Linked DNA regions of Homo sapiens: region 2 is linked to region 1. Evidence: read pairs that join two places in POLR2A ChIA-PET (ENCODE). Cell type or tissue: K562. All regions are shown on one strand.

Evidence for each region. ChIA-PET counts read pairs that join two places held together with the same protein. Peaks named below come from ENCODE experiments on the same cell type or tissue, not always from the same donor. Only the 100,000 strongest peaks of a DNase experiment are listed, where the experiment ranks them.
Region 2: POLR2A ChIA-PET joins it to region 1 with 9 read pairs; 10 of 35 experiments call an interaction of 5 or more read pairs at or near these places.

The regions. Positions count from the first base shown.
Region 1 is chr6:13,232,526-13,237,525 of GRCh38, reverse strand. The region is part of intron 10 of PHACTR1 (phosphatase and actin regulator 1); the gene reads right to left. Among named protein-coding and RNA genes, the nearest start is that of TBC1D7, 94 kb to the left of the region's middle. In K562, no CTCF peak of the experiment used is centred here; no DNase peak of the experiment used is centred here.
Region 2 is chr6:13,317,099-13,322,098 of GRCh38, reverse strand. It overlaps TBC1D7-LOC100130357 (TBC1D7-LOC100130357 readthrough), which reads left to right. Exons shown (of 9, transcript NM_001318809.2): 4 at 1,004-1,191. It overlaps TBC1D7 (TBC1 domain family member 7), which reads left to right. Exons shown (of 8, transcript NM_016495.6): 4 at 1,004-1,191. Among named protein-coding and RNA genes, the nearest start is that of TBC1D7, 8.9 kb to the left of the region's middle. In K562, no CTCF peak of the experiment used is centred here; a DNase peak (open chromatin) is centred at 2,038.

The DNA of each region.
Region 1 (5,000 bases):
GCACACAGACTTCATGAATATACTATAAATAGAATAAACTACACCATCCAGGTCCAAGATTTAAAACAGGAGGCCCAGAACTGAGATGGAGTCATTGGGCTGAATTCAGTCCACAAATATATATTTTTGCCTATCTCATTTTTTTTTTAAAAGAGGGGTCTCATTCTGTTGCTCAGGCTGGAGTGCAGTGGCACAATTATAGCTCACTGCAGCCTCGACCTCCTGGGCTCAAGGGATCCTCCTACCTTAGCCTCCCAAGCAGCTGGGACTACAGGTGGACGCCATCATGCCCAGTTAATTTTTAAGAATTTGTTTTGTCAACATGGGGTCTGTGTTGTCCAGGCTGGTCTCAGACTCCTGGGCTCAAGTGATCCTTCTACTTTGGCCCCCCAAAGTGCTGGGATTATAGGCATGAGCCACTGTGCCAGTCCTATAAAGTCTAAAAAAATTGAAATTGTCATTTTAAAAATCCAGATTCTTTTTTTCAGAAGAGCTAACAAACTAGTCCTTCATTTTTGCAAAACAACAGGGGGTTGAAGCTGAACAGTGATGGCCTCTTGATGCAAGGGTGGACTTTTCATTTCGCCCCTGTTCCTAACACTCCCTATTCATCTCCTCACTGTCTGCTTCACTTCTGTGCAATATCTGTCTCTTCCCACATGCATTTGGGGTCATGGTCCCTTCTCTAGGTAAACCCACTTGAAACTTCTCCAAGGGTTATGGATTGAATTCTGTCTTCCTAAAACTTCTAGGTTGAAATCCTAATCCCAGTACCTCAGAATGTCCCCTTATTGAGACAGGGTCTTTACAGGGATAATCATGTTAAAATGAGGTCTTTAGGGTGGGGTAGTGGGCCCTAATCCAGCATAACTGGTGTCCTTATAGAAAGGGGAAATCTGAACACAGAGATACACACAGAGGGAGAGCATCATGCAGAGACGAAGGCAGAGATTGATGTGATGCATCCACAAGCCAAGGAAGACCAAAGATTCCCAGCAAACACGAGAGGCCGGGAGAGACGCCTGGAACAGATGCTCCCTCGCAGCCCTCAGAAGGAACCAACTCTGCTGACACCTGGATCTCAGACTTCCAGCCTCTAAAACTCCGAGACAATGCATTTCTGTTGTGTATGCCACTTGATTTGTGGGACTCTGTTATGGCAGCCCCAGCAAATGAATACACCAAGTAGCTTAAATAAAGTCAGTATCTTCCTTTGATCATTGGGAATAATCATAGGTGAGTGGTCTGCATTATTGGCTATGTCTAGCTTAGGAAAAGGACATCACAAGGAGAAATATTCTTTCCCAAACCAAGTGACCAGGCTTCCAAGAGCTTCTACATAGAGATGCATCCAACTAGAAGTGGGGAGTCTCCCTGCTCCAGCTCAGGTGATGAAAAAATTCTGGTCAACTCTGACTGCCAAAAAAAAAAAAATGCCCATAGTTCATTCCTGAGTAGGAGGGTGATATTTCAAGGGTGAAGGGATATTTTAGGGGAAGGAGTATGTCAGGGAGGTAGACAGCCCCAATCCTCATTTACTCCTGAGCTCACTTTAGATGATAAACTCCTGTGTATATGGTGAGGCACTTTCCATTTTATTTTTCTTTTGCAGGCTTTTTCTTTCATCTGGTCCAAACAACAAAGAGGGTATGGGTGGGGACAGAGGACCTCAGTTGGAGAGGACTGGGCCAGTCGATCCTCTGTTGGGTCTGAAGAGCTAGCCGTTCCCTAGGTGAGGTCCCAAGTAGACTGGCTGTTGTCTGACCACAAATAGGTCATGTTTTGGAGTCTTAGTCCCTTCCTTTAAAAATGAGTAGCCCTATCAACTTACTGAATGACTGACTTTTTATAGGATGTTTCAGAATCAAAAGCACAACTTGTTAGGCATTAGGTTACTCTTTAGTTCCAGAACACCCCATACCTAGTGATCTGAAGCTCCAACTTCTGGGGGTTTCACTTCACCAACCTGTCAGTGTCATAGGCTGGAAAGTGAGGAAGTGCCAGAGCATGCTGTCTCTGGCAGATCACGAGGTCGCCCTGACAGGGCACCCTAACTATGAACTTTGAGAAGCATGGCTCTGTGTCTAATTTTTTAATACTGATTTTTTGGAGTAGTATGTTCAATTATATTTCAAATAAACAAAATGGAGTCATGAGGGAACATTACTCTGGTGGGAATAAAAAGCTTGGCAAATGAACAGAACTAGAAGTAGATCTGATGGCTAAGATCCCATAGTCAGGGCACCTCCTAGTTCAGGATGCAGAATCCCAAGAGGAGATCTAGAGAGAATGCAGAATGGTTTTGCATGGGGCGGGGTAGGTGGGGTGAGGGATTGCCCTGAGGTCTCTGTGTGTCCACTGGAGATGAAAAGTGCTACTCATGTAGCACTGAGAAGTGACACTCAAACCAGTGGATTCTAAGAGAACTTCATCAATACGAATCTAAGCAAATGTCCCCATAGGTACCATTCCTTTATGTATAAGACACAGGTACTACTGCAGTGATACACCATGCGCATTACAATTCAGGCACAAATAACCATATTAAAAAGGATCATATGAAATGAATGTAAATAGAAGCTCTACAATTTTTGCCTGGCACCCCAGTGGATGGCATCATTCACCACCCCTTGGTCCTCTGTGCCATCCTGAAGTTCAAAGTCTGTATACATATGGAGGAGGAGCAACGTGAACCCTGTTGACCAATGTTCATGTCTCTGGGGCAGTCCACACGTCTCCAATGGCAGTGGACTGAAATAGTTATTTATTAAAAAATCCAGATGACTTGCTTATTGAGACTTAGTAGAGTCTGCCCAATAGCCTCAACAAGTGAACATTTTTGGAAGCACAGTAATTTTGGCATTTTTATGTAGAAACTCTGCCTTAATGCTGGGAGGTTCTGCAGAAGTTGACATCATTTTACTTGGTGTTTCTGTTTCCCATTCCTCACCCTCAATTTGGGATTATTCTTAGAATGCTACACATCGTGGTCTTTTTTTTTTTCTTATGTTATTGGAACTGTCAGGCTAAAATTATGTTTTCTATCTTGCTGACTCCATGAGGACCACAGACTTGGCCACATGCTTTTCAAAGAGCCTAAGATTTCCAGTACATTAATAGCCAGAGAATGCTGCAGCCTTGTAGCTTCAGAAATGCCAACTCTACAGCACATGTCTACATTCTTTTAGTTACTTTTTGTGATCATAAAGCACATATTTTGCACACAGTAATCAGATGACCTAGTCTAATGCCCTCAGGGCAAATGACTAGGGAATGAAAGAATCAGAGCCAGAACCCAAACTTCTACTCCAGAGTAGCTCGCTCTCTACCACAGTCACTTTTTGGTTCTTGGATTTCCCCTTCATTCTGCCCTGGCTTCAGGATGAATGGGTGGCTAGAAGCACAGAGTTGAGCTCTCAGTTCTAAAGGGAATAGTCCCTAAAACTCTTTGGGTCTGCATTAATGGCTGTGCTACCTCAAAAATGACCTTGAGGTATAGATATGGCCTATCTGCCTGATGTGCTGATCTCTGTACAACTTTGCCAATTTGCTAGGCATGCCTGACAGTCTGTCCTTTAGGTACAGTCCCTGCAATCTGGCTAGAGCTTCCAAGGGTCTTACCACAAAGAAAGAAACTCCCTAGTTGAAAGAGTGAAGGACAAAGTGGATTCAGAGGAAGGATGCAGGCCATCTCAATGGCTTGAATATGCTGCCTTCTCTACTTTGTCTTTCTGTCCCTAGTTGATGTGTCTTCTCCTGCTGGTAAGGTTTGGTTCTGTGTCCCCACCCAAATCTCACCTTGAATTCTAATCCCCATAATCCCCATGTGTCAAGGGCAGGACCAGGTGGAGGTAACTGAATCATGGGGGCAGTTTCCCTCATGCTGTTCTCATGATAATGAGTAGGTCTCACGAGATCTGATGGTTTTATAAGCATCTGGCATTTCCTCTGCTTGCACTCATTCTCTCTCCAGCCACCCTGTGAAGAGGTGCCTTCTGCCATGATTGTAAGTTTCCTGAGACCTCTCCAGCCATGGGAAACTGTGAGTCAATTAAACCTCTTTTCTTTATAAATTACCCAGTCTCAGGTATTTCTTCATAGCAGCAAACTGAATAATACACCTGCCATCCACCATAATGAAAGAGGGCTGGGAACAATGTATACTATGGTAAACCTTCAGTGGATGTCCTTATAAGGGGAAGAGTTGGGAAAGGGCTGATTTACCAGGATAAGATTTCAGATGCAGATAACTTCTTTCAGGGCATGGACGGTTTATGTCTCTTCCCACCTCTGGGTTTTGTGACTGCCTTTGCTAGCTAATCATGGTGGTGGCTTGTGGATATGTATTCAGGCAGGAGAGGCTGGGATTGTCTCCCTTTTTAGGAGTATGCTCTGGGGCAATGGTGCCCTTTTTTACTGTGTTAGTCTAAACCAGGTGCAAGGACCCCACAGTGAACAAGCAGGTGGCCAGCCTCACAGGCCGACTTCCTATGCTTCCCATCTCTCTCTCACACTTGGCACAGAAGAGGTCACTGGGGCAGCCAGATGCTCTGGCATCTCACTCCCATCTGCAGATAAATCTTCATTTGCCCCTCACATACCTGGGGCTCTCCTTGTACTGTAGCAGAGCTGGAGGAATGGGAAGTGAGGGGAAGGAGCTATAATAAAAGATCTGCTCCTTCTCTTTTTTCTGATTCCCTAGAGGATAATGTGTAAACTTGAACAAGCTGGGTCAGGAGTAGCCCAGAACCACACCCACCCACCCCAACCACCCTCAGAACCGAGATCTCGTTCTATGTAACCTGAGAGAGATTGGGGAAGCCAGGATCATTGTCTTCAAGTATGCTACAGCATGCCATGTTATGGGGGATGAGGGTGCAGAAAACACAGAATAAGACCAATGGGTGGGAGTGGCATGGACAGATTTCAGTTCAATATTGGAAGAATGTCTAAGAATAAGGCTCTCCAACAATGGGACAGGCTCTCTAGAGAGCTGTAAC
Region 2 (5,000 bases), 85 kb before region 1:
TGGCTAATTTTTTGTAGAGACAGGGTTTCCCAAATACCTTCACCCAGTTGCCCAGGCTGGTCTTGAACTTCTGGGCTCAAGTGATCTGCCTGCCTTGGCCTCTCAAAGTGCTGGGATTATAGGCGTTAGCCACCATACCTGGCCTAAAATGTTTTTCTTTATGGCAAAACTTAGTGCCATGAAAATTCATTGTCACCATTTCCCAAATCTGTTTGATGAGGGCATTTTTTTTTCTCTTGGGGTTAGCATTCTGTGGAGAAGCATTTGGTGAAATGCTTATCCCATTTCCTGCCTCTGGCAGGTGGGGAAAACAAGTGCCCAGAAAGACACATTTCAGAGTCCTAGTATTATCCAGTCCGAGGCTAGAACCCAGGATGGCTGGTCTGTCTAGTGGTCTTTCCACTGTGTTTCCTCAGAGCCATTTGTTTGTAAAAAAGATATGACACCATGTTTAAATGGGTTAAGGAGCTTAATATGTCATAGAAATGTCCTGTAAGGTGACCTCACCAATGAAGATTAAGGACTTTTGTGACCTGGAGGATAGGATACTTAGTGAGCAAGTTTTAACTGTTGGGGAAGAGAAGAATTCAATGGGCTGTTGGTGGTTCTGAGATGTAGGGGCCAAGTACAAAGACTAGGGTGAGACCTCTAGGAGCTAAAGGCAGCCTGAGGCTGCCATAAATTAAGTTAAACCATTGTTAGGATTGATGTGGTTGCTAATCTTGAATGTATGCGGCATACTTATTCAAGGGCTTTGCCAGTGTTGTTTCATTTCTCTCTCATATCAGTGATGCATCAGCACTCAAACATTGATAATATTTCACATTTAAGATTGTTTTATAGTGAGAATTTCTAAAAGAGATTCTACATGGTACTTGAATGTCTGCGTGAATTCTAGCCTAATTGTGTGGGTCGCTTCTCACGGCATCCTCTTTCATAGATGAGGGATTTGGAGTGATGGCTCAGTATTTTGTCCTTTTTTCGTTTTTCCTGTTCTCTCTAGGAATCTTGCCTCCACACCACGAGTCCCATGCCAAGGTGATGATGTATCGTAAGGAGCAGTACTTGGATGTCCTTCATGCCCTGAAAGTCGTTCGCTTTGTTAGTGATGCCACACCTCAGGCTGAAGTCTATCTCCGCATGTATCAGCTGGAGTCTGGGAAGTTACCTCGAAGTCCCTCTTTTCCACTGGTTAGTGGTCACTTTTGTCTGACACTAAGCTCAACTCTAGACCGTCCCATCTTGCCGGCCTTTGATTACATCATGTTTTGCCTTAAAAACTTTTGGTGGCTCCCTGTTGTTATTAGAATAAAAGTGACACATCTTTACTTGGCATTCATGGCCATGCACATTCTGACCCAACCTTCTTACTTTTTGTTTTTTTAAAATACGTTTTATTTTGAAGTAATTTCAAACTTCCAGAAAAGTTGCAAGAATACTACCAAGAATTTGCATATACCCTTTACCCAGATTCTCCAGTTGTTAACATTATGCAACTTTTTTCTACATCCAACATTATTTAAAAAGTTAAAAAATAAAAAATTGTAGGTGCTAAGTAGCTTTAAGCATCTGTTTTGCTTTGTGTGCATCTGTTTTGCTTTGTTGTTTTAAAACGTATTTTTTTAAACACATTTTTTTTTTCCTAAATCATTTGAGAGTAAGATGCAGACAGGATTCCCTATTACCTCAGATTCCTTCAGTGTACACTTCCTAAAGACAGGACACCCCTGTAGATAGCCATAGTACAGTCCTCAAAACTAAGACATTAACATTGATACAATATTAACGTAATCTACCAGCTCCATTTGAATTTCACCAATAATGCCTTCACAAATAATCAAACGGTCAAAGTTCTGGGTGAGGACTGGATCCTGGTTTAGGCATTGCACTGGGTTATCATATTGCTTTAGTCTCCTTTGACTTGGGACAGTTCTGTCTTTTTTTATCTTTCATGCCTTTGACATTTTTGAAGGGCATAATCAGATGCTTTGAAGAAAGCCCCTCCCTTTAGGTTTGTCTGGTGTTTCCTCCTGATTAGATTCAGGTTATTCATTTTTGGCAGGGATACCAAGTAGGTGATGCTGTGTCCTTCTCAGTGTCTCTTATCAGGAGGCACATAGTGTGAATTTGCCCCATAAGAGGTAGTGTTAACTTGGATCACTTGGCGAGGGTGCTGCCTGCTGGAGTTTTCCGCTGGAAAGTTTTTACTTTTCCCTTTGTAATTGCTATTTCTCTTTGTGGGGAGACACTTTAAAACTGCTATGTAAACATCCTATTCCTTATTAAACTTTTGCTCATGAGTATTCTCATTTGACGATTTCTAAAAAATTTTTATTTTTTAACTTTTTAAATAATGTTGGATGTAGAAAAAAGTTGCAAAAATAGTGCAGTGTTCTGAAATACCTTCACCCAGTGTCCTCAAATGTTACATCTCATACAACCGTAATGTAATGATCAAAACCGGAGAATCACAATACTGACAGCTACTCTGTAGGCCTCACTGGGATTTTGCTGATGTCCCACTGATGCTCTTCTTCTGATCCAAGATCCAGTTCCGGATCACACATTACATTTAGCTGCCACGTCTTAGTCTTTAATCTGGAAGAGTTCTTTTTTTTTTTTTTTTTTTCTTTTTTTTGAGACAGAGTTTTTCTCTTTTTGACCAGGCTGGAGTGCAGTGGTGCGATCTTGGCTCAACGCAACTTCTGCCTCCTGGGTTCAAGCAATTCTTGTGCCTCAGCCTCCAGAGTAGCTGGGATTACAGGTGCGCACCACCACTCCCGGCTAATTTTTGTATTTTTAGTAAAGATGGGATTTCTCCATGTTGGTCAGGCTGGTTTTGAACTCCCGACCTCAGGTGATTCACCTGCCTTGGCCTCCCAAAGTGCTGTGATTACTGGCGTGAGCCACTGTGCCTGGCCTGGAACAGTTCTTCAGTCTTTGTCTTTCATGACCTTGACACTTTTGAAGAGCCCTGGCCAGTAGAGCATTTCTCAATTTGGGTCTGTCTCATGTTTCTCCATGATTAAACTCTGGTCACGCATTATTGGCAGGAATATCACAGAAGTATGGGACTCATTACTGTGCTGCTAACTTTGATCACTTGGGTAAGATGGTGTCTGTGGAGTTTCTCCACTGTAAGGTTACTATTTTCCTCTTTGTAATTAATAAATAACTGTGGAGAAGTACTTTGAGACTTGTAAGTAGCCATCCACTAATGATTCTTGCCTGAACCAATTTTTACTATGCTGATTGCCAAATGGTGATCTAACTCCTTCATTCTTTCTGCATGTATTAGTTGGCATTCTTCTCTAAGGAAGAGTTTTCCCTTCTCCTTCTTTATTTATATCAGTATGAAATTAAAGTGTTATTTGTTTGGCTAAAACAGTGAATTGTTCAAATGGATTTGCTGGAACACTCCTATTTTACAAAATTTATTTTTATTGCAGATCTAATTTTTTTTGACGTTAATGATGAGGTATCCATGGACAAACCTTAGAGCTAATAAAGATCATTTATATTTCTTACGTTTATCGAGAGAGAAGGTCCCTAAAAAATAATTGGAATAATTTAAGCAATCATCTTTAAATTTCACTTATTGGCAAAGTGAAGTTGATAGTACTACACAAGTTCTTAAATTATATATCAAATTAAATTAGATTAGGAATTGAGATGACAGGGTATAGGTTCCGCCTCACCGCTACTCAGCTTGTCTGTGTTCCAAGCTGAGACACCTTTACTGCAGCCTCAGGCAGACGTGCTTCTGAGTGTGTGTTTTGGACTCTGCCATCCCACGTCTCCCAGTCATGATCCTCATTGTATTAGTCTGTTTTTGATTGCTTATAACAGAATACCTGAAATCGGATAATTTATTTTAAAAAGGAATTTATTTCTTACAATTCTAGAAGCTGGGAAGTCCAGGATTCAGGGGCTACATCTGGTGAAGGCCTTCTTGCTGATGACTCTCTGCAGGGTCCTGAGGTGGCACAGGCTATCACATGGTGAGGGGGCTGAACGTGCCAACGTGCTCACCCAGGACTCTCTTCCTCTTCTTAGGAAGCCACCAGTCCCGTTCCTGTGATAACCCATTAATCTATGAATTGACCCACTGATGAGGGCAGAGCCCTCATGATCCAGTCACCTCTTAAAGGCCCCACTTCTCAATACTGCCACAATGGGGATTAAATTTCAACATAAGTTTCGGAGGGGACAGATATTTGAACCGTAGCACCTACTTAGCGCCCACTCTGCCTCATTTTTTAATCCATTAATAAGAGGGTGCAGCAGTGCTCATCACAGGGCCAGGAAGGACGACATGGGTCCTCTTCCCTTGACCTGTCAGTGGTCAGGAGCAGTCAGTGATATGCCACCTTTCGGGGTGCCAAGCACAGTGCACAGAACTGCACGGGAGTCCAAGAAAGGAGATTTTCCTTTCCCTTTTCTTCCTACTTATTTTCCATTCTCCTTTGACACATTAATAAAATGTTTTGAGAAAACTTATTCCCTATGATTTAAATTATGTTTTTCTTGACATTTTATAGAATATTAACAAGTTGAAAGAAGGGCTTAGAATGAAATAATACATTAAAATAACAATTTTGATTTAAGTCGGTACTTTTTAAGGGAAAGTGTGATACTTCTTAGTTTCTTTTTAACATTAAAATCCTTCAGCTATTAAATCCTAGATGAAAATGTAAAGCTTTTTGTATATGATATGGTGTTTGAAAGCAGAAGAGGTTTTCAAATAAGGTCCCGGTTTTTCTAAGATTTCTCTGTTGAAATTTACCTGAGAGTTTACTTTCGCATTCTGAGTATTGACACAAGGTTTGAGAAATGCCATTCTTTTGATTCCTAAAATTCTGATTCTAGGAACATTTTAACTTTTGTACTGCTTAAGATAGAACAAAATTCTGAAGGTATGCGTGAATGCTTTGAAATAAAGCAAATGCTTTATTAGTCTTTTTGGAGCTCTTCAATATTTGCAAATTACTGTGCTGAAA